2 separate regions of the Homo sapiens genome follow, and region 1 is linked to region 2. Evidence: chromatin contacts called from ENCODE Hi-C or POLR2A ChIA-PET data. All regions are on one chromosome and are shown on one strand. The core of a region is the stretch at or near the end of the contact, and the rest is flanking DNA. Distances in the headings are between cores, read along the strand shown. Region 1 overlaps ARHGAP44 (Rho GTPase activating protein 44). Region 2 holds the start of MYOCD (myocardin).

Evidence for each region. A loop is a pair of places that touch in the nucleus more often than their neighbours do. ChIA-PET counts read pairs that join two places held with the same protein, here RNA polymerase II (POLR2A). Pooled maps may share reads with other maps.
Region 1: a loop to region 2 is called in a map of heart left ventricle, with 3 times the contacts of the local background. The contact joins the enhancer-like site here to the promoter of MYOCD in region 2. A Hi-C loop is called at or near these places in 4 of 168 maps with a recorded cell type or tissue (Right ventricle myocardium inferior, Right ventricle myocardium superior, cardiac septum and 1 more) and 5 of 50 pooled maps. POLR2A ChIA-PET finds 5 or more read pairs at or near these places in 2 of 52 experiments (GM10248 and activated T-cell).

Annotation. Positions count from the first base shown.
Region 1 is chr17:12,982,768-12,985,939 of GRCh38, reverse strand. It overlaps ARHGAP44 (Rho GTPase activating protein 44), which reads right to left. Exons shown (of 21, transcript NM_014859.6): 20 at 1,032-1,409. Among named protein-coding and RNA genes, the nearest start is that of ELAC2, 34 kb to the left of the region's middle. Within about 2 kb of position 1,782, at least 15 of the 41 ENCODE cell types and tissues checked have a DNase peak (open chromatin) inside an H3K27ac peak, as active enhancers do; they include heart left ventricle, where a contact is called at or near this core.
Region 2 is chr17:12,664,215-12,667,238 of GRCh38, reverse strand. MYOCD (myocardin) reads right to left here and starts at 1,349. Exons shown (of 14, transcript NM_001146312.3): 1 at 996-1,349. The coding sequence starts at 1,050.

The DNA of each region.
Region 1 (3,172 bases), core at 533-3,032, 320 kb before region 2:
CATCCTAGGACAGCACTGTTCTTTGAAATGGGTGAGTGGGTGTGTGTGTATGTGGTGTGTGTGTTCCAACCCAAGCTGCCTCACCTTCTGCTACTTGGGACAACACTAGGTACACATATGCTCCAGCTCACCGCCATGCTACTGCACTTTACTAAGTGGGTTGGCTCTAGCCCAAGACACAGCTCAACCCTGTGCCTGTCTCCCTGAACAAGGAAAATGCTCAAATGACTTTAGCAGCCACCACAAATAGGCCCCTGACTTTATAATCTTATGTGGTTGAAGTGTCTGGGGAGATGTTCCAAAAACATCCCGTTCCTTCCAGCCAATGAATGGTTTTGGCTAAACGTGGTGTGTGTTTGCGATTTTGTGCTTACAGATTTTTCTGGGGGAAGAGAGCTCCGTCTTTGTTTCTAAATTTAAGCCCAAACTAAATTAAGTCGTTGTGGGTTTGTCCAATTAGCTCCTCAGGGAATTGGCCAGGGAGGGGAGTCTGGTGGAGGAGAATGGAGACATGCATGTTTTCTGAAATTCACCCCTCTCTAAATATCTATCTGGAAGTATATTTTTCTAGCAAGGCTTATTTTAGTAATAGTAAAAAACATCTTGGGTTCTTAGCCCCTGTTCTCCAGATAAGCATTTATACCTGTCAGTTGCTTGGGCTCTATCCAGGAAATACCTGAGTTTTGATGCTGTTTTGTGATCATAACCAGCTTCCAGCCTCTCCTGAGGCCCCACTCCAAATGACTCAGTGTCTTCAACCCCCGATAATAAGAGCAAAAACAGAACCCCAGGCTGGTGGGCTTAGACCGAGAGAGATCCCATAAGAAGCCCCTGTGTGGGACACATGGATTCCAGGGTTGCTTTCCATTGGTGGGCTTCTAAGGAGATCTTATGAGCTACCCCTGGTGCCAGCCCAGTCATCCCAAAGCACGCAGGAATGTGTTCACTGGCAGTAACACTAGCAATCCCTCCCCTAGGCACATTTCACTAAAGTTCATAAAAAAAAGTGAGGGAGCCTGTGGCTTGGTTACCTGTAGACATGCTTTCCCCAGGGGACATGCCATCTAGCATGGGGGCCTCCGTGGACTGTGGACTAGAGGCCGAGAGGTTTACTGTGGGAGGCTGAGGAGGCGGCAGAGTAGGTCTCTGTCGCGGCTTAGGAGTGGGCCGCGATTTGCTCAAAGTGCTTGTAAAGACAGAAGGAGAGGCCAGGGGAGGAGCTGCAGCTGGGGAGAGCTGGCCCGAGGCCAAGGAGTACCCCTGAGGGTAGCTCAGTCCATAGGGTGACGGGGTGCTGGGCGGGGTGGGGGACAGGCTGACTGGGGACGGCTGGCCAGCGGACTGGTCTGCCATAGCCCCCGGCTGGCCAAAGGGGACCTTGGGTGGAATCGGTGCCAGCTTCTTTGAAACTGAAAGAGAAAACACAACACAACAACAAAACACAAAGTTGTTGAATGAAGCCACTTGTGGGGCCTGTTCACACACCCTTCAGCGTTCAAAGCTGTCCCCACCTCCTGCCCCTCGCCACCCACCCACACCTCCCTGCCCTGCCCCCCGGCCTCTTGCCACATTGACAGCAGCCAATACAATTTTTAAAAATTAACCGAGAACTGCAAGTTTTCCTATCTTCCCATCTGTTAACTAATTTTTCCTCCTCTTTTCTGGATTTCTGCCCTGATCTACACACGCACACCCAGCCAAACTAGAGAACAAATTTCCCATCCACAGGAGTGGGCTGCCTTCCCAGTGGTGAGAGGCATCGCTGCTACTCTCTGAGCAAGAGTGAGTCAGTGGGGCAGGGTCCAGCAGAGGATGACTCCAGTTCAATTTGCTGTAATGGACAGAGGAGCCCTGACACAGGGGCAGGTCCTCGGGATAGAAAACTGACTTTTGGCTGAACCTGTCCAGTGGCTTCTGGCTCCCCTAACAGTGATATGTGAGCAAATCCTCCGGCCACAGAACCCCTGTTCCTTCATTACTTTATATGCTGTGCCTCAATCCTGCATCCCTGCTGCTGAGGCTTTCTTCTCATTCTTGTTTCTTCCTAGAATTGTACCCGCTGGTCTAAGCATGTATGGATCGACTGCATTTTTCGTTGTTTTTCTGGGGTTTTTTTGTTGTTTTTTTTTCTTTTGGAGACGGAGCTTTGCTTTTGTCGCCCAGGCTGGAGTGCAATGGCGCGATCGCCGCTCACCACAACCTCCGCCTCCCAGGTTCAAGCAATTCTCCTGCCTCAGCCTCCTGAGTAGCTGGGATTACAGGCGCCCACCACCACGCCTGGCTAATTTTGTGTTTTTAGTAGACACAGGGTTTCTCCATGTTGGTCAGGCTGGTCTTGAACTCCCAACCTCAGGTGATCCGCCCGCCTCGGCCTCCCAAAGTGCTGGGATTACAGGCGTAAGCCACCACGCCCGGCCAATCAACCGCATTTTTCAAAGTACATTATTGCCCTGACCTCCTTTGCCTTACCTTCATTATCCTTTTCCCAATCTCCCTATAGGATGACAAATCCATTATACCTTTAATTGAAAATGAATTGGTAAAGACAATAAATTCAAACGTCCAGGAGATACTTGATGGGCAAATATCTTGAGAGAGTGATCACTAACCTGTTAGGCTTAAGTGAGGACTGGCTGTGTGTGGGTCTGATTCCTTTTTTTTTTTTTTTTTTTTTTAAGATGGAGTCTCGCTCTGTCACCCAGGCTGGAGTGCAGTGGCGCGATCTCGGCTCTCTGCAAACTCCGCCTCCCGGGTTCATGCCATTCTCCTGCCTCAGCCTCCCAAGTAGCTGGGACTACAGGCGCCTGCCACCATGCCCAGCTAATTTTTTGTATTTTTGGTAGAGATGGGGTTTCACTGTGTTAGCCAGGATGGTCTCGATCTCCTGACTTCATGATCCACCTGCCTTGGCCTTCCAAAGTGCTTGGATTACAGGCGTGAGCCACGGTGCCCAGCCATGTGTGTGGGTCTGATTCTAGAAGGAATTATCTTGTAAGTCCTAAGGGAGAGGTCAGAAGCTCTTCCTTCTCCCCACCCCACCCCCACTCCCTCCAAGGAACAAGGTCTGTTAGGAGGACACCTCATGTATTCTCTGGGTGTGTCAGTCTGCAGTGTGGACAGAAGGACATGCCCTTCAGAATCCTACCAACGTGGGCTCAAATTTCTATCCTGC
Region 2 (3,024 bases), core at 100-2,599:
CTTTTTGAACCATCCATCCCAAGTGAAACAACTGAGTTGGCCCCATGTAGAAGGGCTAAGGAAACTTTAGCTTAGCAACCTATGCCAGCATCTTTCTGACACCTGTTATGTCTAATGTTCACATCAGAGTTCTCCTAAAAGTCATCAATCTAAGTAGAAGTCCTACATTGTTGAGTGTGTTGTTAACCAGTTTTCTAAAACCAACATTATACACAGAGCTACTGAAAAATAACTTCAGAAGTCAAGTGTTGCTTTGTCTAAACGTGGAGACCCACACAGACACCTTCCATGGGCGCGTGTACAAGCCCTTCTGGAGAAGCGGTTAGAGCTCCCGTCTCTCCCTTCCACTCACCTCCACTCAGCGTCCTTTGAGAAGTTTCTCCATGTGCCACTAACACAGAAATTTTGGGGGAAATTCTCTATTTATAAATATCAGATGGTTTGGGAAAAAATATTTGTGGCACTGGGCTTTCTTTTTTTTTCTACAGTGATGTCATTTTAAATACTTGGTGTGCTCCAAATTTGCTATTTTTACTTCCCCCAAGTGACTTTTTTTGGGAAATACATTTGTTTGGATTAGCTACATTTTAAGTGACCCCTGTACCTAACACACAACATCAGGTTCATCTTCTCAGCGATTATAACCGATACTACGCAGCTTCCAAACTTGAAATCCCTTATTTGTTCATTTCCAAAGTTGCTCCCTCTGAATGTACCCCTCCAAAATTTCTATTCATAGATGCAGAGAAAATAAAATAAAAGGATTGGCCTTTTCACAGATGAACAACCACACTCGACCACCCAAAGCACTTACAACGGAAGACACGAAAGGCCCCCAAAGTCAAACAAAACTCTTCGCTTCCACAATGTGCTTTTGGGGAACAAAGTTGAGGTAGACCTGGCAGGCTTTGAAACATTTATTGGAAAGCAGTTCTAGAGTTGAGAATTGCAGAAGAGGAAAGTTTAAGAAGGAATGCTAAATGCCTTAGCCCTACCTGATCTGAACTTGCTCCTAATCAGCAAGGAATGCTCAGACCCCAGGAGTGTCATGTTGAGTCTCAGCAAGCCGCTGGTCCCTTGGCCAGGCGCCCCCTGTTCTCCACCAGCAACAGGCTCCCGGGAGCCCAGCTGACCGCAGCTAACAACCCAGAATTCATCCAACTCTCCGTGAGCTCCCCTGGGTAGGAGTACAGTGGCAGCCAGTGTCCCCAGAAAACTGGCGCCTCCCCCCTCGCCGTGCGGGGCTAATTAACTCTTAGCCGGCGGGACCCTCCTCCTCCTCGGAGGTTGGCCAGGAGCAGCGCGGCATCCCAGGCGTTCCTGTCTGATGTCATAGGCTGCCGGCGATTGCGGAGAATCGCCACCACGCCTTTATGAAGGTCCCAACTTTGCCATCTGATACCCTTTACTACTGACAGGCGCTCAGCCAATCAGGAGCGGCGAGCGGGGTCTGGGGACCCGGAGCCGCCGAAGCCGTCTCGGGAACCGGCTCTTAACTCTTTGCGGCGGGCCCCGCAGCCGCCGAGGCACAGAGGGCGGGAGCAGGGCCAGGGGTCGGGAATCTGGGAGAGGGGCGCGAGCTAAAGAGCGGATGCCCGGAGGAAAGAAGGAAGGGCTGCGACGCCGCGGGGCTTGCAGGTGGTTCGCGGGGCTGCGGCAGCCGCTGGGAGCTCCGAGGTCCTGGGGATGGGCGTGCGCAGCCGGGGCTTCCCCGGCCGGGCTTCTGCCGGCGAAAGGGAAGCGGCCGGGATCTCCCGCCAGCCGGCTGCAAAGGCTGCGCGAAAGGGCGTGCGCGCCCGCGGGACAGTTCACGCGGGGCAATTTGGAAATAAGCTGGACCCCTGAGAAGAAAAGCTTCCGACGGACCGAAGCCCACGCATTCCCCTCGGTTTGAGGGGCTCAGGGCACTGGCAGAGACGATTCTGTATCTCGCAGCTCCAATACTGGACTTAGATGCATTTCCACGGGGAAATGGAAAGGCTTTCATTTTCTAGGATATGCTTTTTGGGGGGACAAATGTGACACGGCGCATCTGGAGATCCAGCTGCGACACAACGCTCCCACCTCACAACCCCGAGGGAATGGGAAAAGATACCTGAGTTGGAGTGAAAAACCTACTGGGCTCTAAATAGGGAGGGGCTCTGGAGCAGGGGGCAAGTCAGAGCTCGGGCTGGGCTTAGCTTGGGAAGGCTCAAAAACTTTGCCTGCGAATGAGTCTCTCCTTAGGGGAAAATCCATTCCGTAACCGACCCAGAGTTATTTGTGCATCTGGCCGAGGTGTTATAGGCACATGGATCAATGAAATAAAACAAAGACCCATCTCTCAAGAAGCCCGTTAAATAGTTGGTGGCTCAGAACATAAAAACCACTCTGTATACGTATATAATTAGGGCTTATTTGCAACTTCATATGCACGTGGACCCCGGGTGTCGTCTATTACACACAAGCCTGCCTGCATACTACGAGTCCTTAAAAGATCAGTCGGTGACAGATGGAGACCCGAGGTGACAATAGCTCATGGGGACAACCTCTAATGTCCTGGTCCCGGCCTCTGCCCCATCCCCTGTTGCTGAAAACACATTAGAGGGGTTAGCCCTAGAGCTTACTCTCTGGATCTGAGCGGGGCGATTTTGTAAATAAGGTCTTCAGGGATAGACACCTTCTTGCTGATGTGTCAGAGACGAGGAAGAACAATCCATCCATGTTCCCTTTGGGGATCTAGTCCTGGCCTGGGCGCCTGTCTATAGGCTGATTTCGTGTGCAGGAGCATCTCAGCGATTACGTAACATCATTTTCCCATTCCTGCTATAACAAATTACCACGAATGTAGTGGCTTAAAACAGCACACATTAATTATCTTGCTGTTATGGAGGGCAGAAGTCCAAAGTGGGTCTCAGGGGGTCAAAATCAAGGTGTCAGCGGGGCTGCGTTAGTTTCTGGAGGCTCTAGGGGAAAATCGATTTCCTCACCTTTTCCAGCTTCTAGAGGCCGCCCGAGTACTTGGCTCATGGCCGCTTCCTCCAT